Regions from separate parts of the Homo sapiens genome. Here region 2 is linked to region 1. Evidence: chromatin contacts called from ENCODE Hi-C data. All regions are on one chromosome and are shown on one strand. Each heading gives the region's core, a stretch centred on a gene start or an enhancer-like site at or near the end of the contact. The rest is flanking DNA. Distances are from core to core; before and after follow the strand shown.

Region 1 (2,700 bases), core at 185-2,684:
CCAGGGCAAACTGCCATAGAGCTCACTCCAGAAAAGGCCCGGTCTTGAGTGCAGAGACTAAATCTTCTCACTTACATGTCTTCCTAATGTTTCCTTACTTCATCTTCCCATATCGAGAATAACTTGAGGAGAAGCAAAACAATTATATCTTGCATATTACTACGTCATTCTTAAGAAAGTTTTCTTGAACAGACTCTCAGCTAACTTTTAGCAGCAGCAGCAGCATTATCAGTGGCTATGAGGGCTTGGATATCTCAGGAGGGGAAAAATGGGAAAGGCTGGCCTGATTATCATAAATAATAATCCTTGAGACATGATTCATAAATCCAGAAGTGGCTAATAATATTGACATTATTGTTATAGTGTCAATATTATTAGCCACTTCTGGATTTCTTCCATATCAGAGATAATATTTATGAAAAAAAAAATGCTACCATTATTTTTATCCTGTGGAAGGCAGTGTTGCTTTAAACAGTAGAGACTATATACAGGTACGCACGCATAGGTTGTATTTTCCATTTTATACATGCAAGGATTCTTTAAATAATTCATTACATTTTTTCTTTAACATGATATGCAGTTTTTCACAAAAAGCCCAAATAAACGGCTGTGAGGAATTCTAATAGGATCACCGTATAGCCATGACACTTTATGATTCATGATTTACAAGAAATTAAGAAATAGAGCTGGAGACATTTAGACCAGCCTACAAATTTGTGTGTGTGTGTGTGTGTGTGTGTGTGTGTGTGTGTTTTAATGTTTCCAGGCAAGAACCTTAAACAAAAAGTGTAGCATTAAAAAACTTCCCTTCGTCCTCGAGACCCCCCCAACTCTAGACACTGGATCCCCGGAGACCCACGCTGGGTCGTCGGAGTCTGGAGCCGGGGGCGGCAGGTGAGCGGCTAGGGTCCTGCAGGGGTCTGCGCGGTGCGGGGGAGGTCGCCGAGTCAGTCAGTGCCGAAAGGACCGCGAACTCCAGGGGCCAACAATCACCGGGTACGGAACTCAACGTTTCCGCCAGTTCCTGGATTACTCGAGTAAAAACAAACAAACAACAACAACAACAACAACAAAAATACTAACAGCAATGGGACCGTAATAAATCAACTCGGAGTGGGTACAGGCGGTTCCGGGACAACCCACACTTAGTCTAGGAGCCCGGAGATCCCTCATCCAGCTTTCCCCGGGGCAAGGGGTGAAGCGCTAAGCAAGGCTGATCACTGTCCTCAATCATCACCCAACCCGCGCACAGAAGCCGTGGCCCCACGCTCTCCTATCCCCGCCAGCTCCAGACTCGCCCCGCTGCCAACTCCCGGTGCAGGAGGAACTGGCAGCCGCAGACGTGAGGAAAGCGGCCGCGGCTTCAAACTCCGTAGTGCGCAGGCGCCACACAACGCGCAGGCGCCGCCTAGAAGTGACTTCTCCAAAAAGTGTGTTAGTTCCCGGTCACCTGAGCTCCGGGTGACGCGGCTGCGGTAGCTGCGGATACAAGCCTTCCGCGGGTCCTGCCTGGCGACCCCGACCTCCTCCTGCTGTCTCTCCGCTCCGCCACCCCGAACCCGCCAAGGTCCTGTCCTTTTCCTCCTGTCCTTTGCCAGCGTTGGGCCGGACCGGGCCGAGCCGGGCCGCCCGGGCGCAGTCTTTAACCATGGCGTCCCTCTTCAAGAAGAAAACCGTGGATGGTGAGTTCCAGGCCGGGCTGAAGGGGCCCAGCTCTGCGTTTTCTCGGCGTCTTTCGAGGCCTGCTGGCCGCGATTCTGCCTACTGTCCCTGGAGGCGGGGCTGGATCAAGTGGTCCCACAGGTGACCGCCCTCGCGGCACCACTTCTCTGCCTCCCTCTTGCTTCTGACTCACCTCACCTTAGGCTCACCTAGGCAGTCTGGTTGCTTCCCTATCCTCACGATTCCCCCACCCTCGGGTTTTCCTCAGCAGGATCCTGAGCGTTTCGAGGAGGCTAGCTGGCCCTTGAGTGTCAATAAACTTGGAAATCTGATGGATTTCTTGTTGGTTTCCTCTGCTTCGATTGTTGCTCTTCAGTTGGGCGATATACTACTTGTAGGCATCCATACAGGAAACTGGCAGTCTCGGAATGGGGAGGGAGGGGATAACAGGCTCCAGTTAGGAAATGAAGTTGGGTCTGGGTCAGTTGCTTCTTTAAGAACACCCCATCAGTAAAGAGATGTGAAACAAATGCTTTTTTGATTAACCCCAGTAGAAAAATAAACCCAAGGGAAGTGCCCAGATTTAGTTTTCATAATGGATTTTTCTCCCTTATGATTATTTTTTGCCAACTAAAGAAAGAGATGGGGTATATATTGTCTTCATAGAAGTTTAACATGTAAAGATAATTGTGTTGTTTCCCGCATTTAGCTTAATATCATCTTAAGCGGGGAAAAAAGTGAATGTAAAGGAATGTACAAGTTTTATGGTGCTCATATGCGATGCCTATAATGTGTTTATATAACACTTGATGTTTTCATTGATTGCTACCAGGAATTAAATTCATTCAAGTTATTTAAAAATTGTGTTCCCCATTATATGTTTAGTCTAGGTTGTTGCTGGTTCAACCAAAGAATCACTTCTTTGTAAGGGTCTAATTCTGCCACAAAAGGAGCAGTGGTAGCTAGACAGTGATTGGTACAAATAGGGTGCTCAGTCCAGACCTGGACGTAACTCCTTCATTCCTTTGTGTTGACTAT
Region 2 (2,700 bases), core at 99-2,598, 6.8 Mb after region 1:
TCTATCCTTTCATCAGGATTTGAAAATATTTATTTAAGTAGAAAATGAATGGACACACAGATCCCTACATATTGTGCATAATTTTTTCCCTACAGGAATGTCCTTGTCATTTCTTTTTCTCCAAAGTATATAAAAGAAATGCAAATATTACATACCTCTTTAAAAAATAAACTATTACAAAACAGTCAAGAGATAACAATCTTCATCTTGCAGATACCAAATAGCCAGCAATTTATGTACCTAAAAATCCTGAAACAAACATACATCAAAATGGTTATTTATTTATTTTTGAGACGGAGTCTTGCTCTGTTGCCCAGACTGGAGTGCAGTGGCGCGATCTCGGCTCACTGCAACCTCCGCCTCCCGGGTTCAAGCAATTCCCCTGCCTCAGTCTCCAGCGTAGCTGGGACTACAGGCGCGTGCCACCACACCCGTTTTTGTTTTTTTTTGTTTTTTTTTTTTTGTATTTTTACTAGAGACGGGGTTTCACCATGTTAGCCAGGATGGTCTAGATCACCTGGCCTCGTGATCCGCCCGCCTCGGCCTCACAAAGTGCTGGGATTACAGGCGTGAGCCACCGCGCCCGGCCCCAAATGGTTATCTTTGAGAGCTCCTGTGAGATCTCATTTTCTTCATCTTGTTTCTTTTTAGTATTTTTCACATTTTCTACAAGAAATGCATTTTTCTTTTGTAATCACAATCCCCCCTACAACAAATATCATACAATTCCGTTTCACATATGTAACAGTAATAAACGTTTTAGAGATTAAGGCTTCACTCTCATCTGAACTACTGAGAAAATTTAGCAAGCGAATTTCCCCCTTGTCTTTAACTTACAAGAATTGCCCCAGTGTATTGTTCCTGTAGTCATGCTGCCTAAGTCGGCCAGAATTCTAGAGGGTCCCCATCCCTGAGCAAAAAACAAACAAACAAAAAACAAGAAAAAAGAAAGAAAGAAAAAGAAAAACCCATGCACAAGACCTGAGATCTCTGAATCTCAGTTGGGGACACTGGAGAAAGGAAAGGAACAGCACCGTGGATTGGCAACACATTTTATGTAGGTATAAAGATAGGCCTTGCTGGAGATTTGTCCCGGATCCTCCAGCTTATCTCCGGACGCTCCGGTTGCCTAGTTACGAGAACGAGCTACCTCGAGCTCCGCCTCCTTCTTATAGAGTACTCCCCTTTCTCTTTTCCTAGTCTCGCGCAGGGGCGGGTAGCCAGGACTCTTCAGCCACTCAGAGGCCTCTACCTCAGGACCTCAACCGATGATTGGGCGAGCGCAGTACGGGCGTTGCCTGGGGAACGCCTTCCGCGCCTCGAAGTAACGTCAGCACGTCGACGCGGGGCTTTTCTTTAGCCGGGTCCCGCTAACTCGGCTACGGTGTATCTGCGTCTTTGGTCAGGTTGTTCCTTGGCTAAGAGGGCAGTCGTCGCGGACCCACGCGGTTAGCAAGGCTTAGTGCTCGGGCCGGCCGCCTTCACTTCCCTCCCGGCTTTTCCTCCCGACTTATCCACTTTAGGGGCGTCTCGGAGTGCCGGAGGCCCCCGGGGAAGAGCGGGGTGCCGGTGTCCGCTCCGGGCTCGGATGGGAAGTGGTGGGAGGAGCGACCCGGGATGTTCAGTCTGATGGCCAGTTGCTGCGGCTGGTTCAAGCGGTGGCGGGAGCCTGTCAGGTAGGCTGGAGCCAGCTGTCCTGGCCGTCCTAGGGGTTGGAGATGGCTGCGCCCCAGGGGCGAGGCGCCGCCTTTTCCCCGCGCCTGGACGAGTCTATCCCAGGCCGCAAGGGATGCTTTCATTCCCAGGGTGTCCCGGGAGGGAGAGATTGGAGGATGTAGCCTTGTTGTCTGGTCGACTTTCTGTTGCGATTGACAATGCTTACCGTTGTTATATTTTAAATAGGTTTGAATTTGTTAAAAAGTGTGTGTGTGTGTGTGTGTGTGTGTGTGTGTGTGGAATTGAAAACTATCCATTGTGTGTTTTTCCTCTGAAGCTTTTGTAATGGAAATTCTTTTAAAAAGAGGGGGACATGGAATATAGTTTTCATAATATCCGCACATTCCATTCCAAGTCACACCTCCACACAGTTGTATTTGAGGACGTGGGCTTGAAATCTGGCTCCACTACTTAATAATTACATGACTCAACCATTTTGGCCCCACCTTTCTTAAATATTAAATGAGAGTGATAATACTCTGCTTTAGAAATATTGTATTCAATGAGAACAAGTGATAGTGTTTTCTTAACTGTAATGTAGCTTCCAATTTTTATACGGTCTCTAGTAAAACCTTTTAATTGAAAGGGTCCACTTTTTAACATTTCATTTTGAAATGCTGGAAGTATTAATAATTAGTACCTGTTACTTGATATTCATTCATTCAAAAAATATTTATTAAGACAATACCTTGTGCCAGGCACTGTCTTAGGAAATAATCAGTGAAATTGATGCTTTTGAAACTGAGGCCTAACCTATAAAGAGATCTTGTGTTTGTTACACAAATAATGTTGACTTCACATAGTTCTAGTCTGGAATTGGGCCAAGGGTAAGATAAAGCAAAGTTGTTTTTTTTTTTAAATTGTTAACATTTTAAGTATATTTGCCATGAGAATGAACTATCCTTTAAAGAATGAATCTGAAAAGCTACACTTACACATTATAACAGAAAATACATGTCTAGATTGGAAAAAAAGTAACTTTAA

The links. Hi-C counts contacts between places; a loop is a spot of excess contacts on that map. Pooled maps may share reads with other maps.
Region 2: a loop to region 1 is called in a map of CD8-positive, alpha-beta T cell, with 18 times the contacts of the local background. The contact joins the promoter of ARL13B here to the promoter of CHMP2B in region 1. A Hi-C loop is called at or near these places in 3 of 168 maps with a recorded cell type or tissue (B cell, CD8-positive, alpha-beta T cell and naive thymus-derived CD4-positive, alpha-beta T cell) and 6 of 50 pooled maps.

What each region holds. Positions count from the first base shown.
Region 1 is chr3:87,225,875-87,228,574 of GRCh38, forward strand. It overlaps CHMP2B (charged multivesicular body protein 2B), which reads left to right and starts at 1,435. Exons shown (of 6, transcript NM_014043.4): 1 at 1,435-1,682. The coding sequence starts at 1,649. MIR4795 (microRNA 4795) reads right to left here and starts at 403; the gene lies at 315-403. RefSeq lists enhancers at 887-1,026, 1,137-1,196, 1,287-1,336, 1,387-1,456, 1,527-1,646.
Region 2 is chr3:93,978,807-93,981,506 of GRCh38, forward strand. It overlaps ARL13B (ARF like GTPase 13B), which reads left to right and starts at 1,349. Exons shown (of 10, transcript NM_001174150.2): 1 at 1,349-1,676. The coding sequence starts at 1,618. RefSeq lists enhancers at 957-1,116, 1,387-1,516.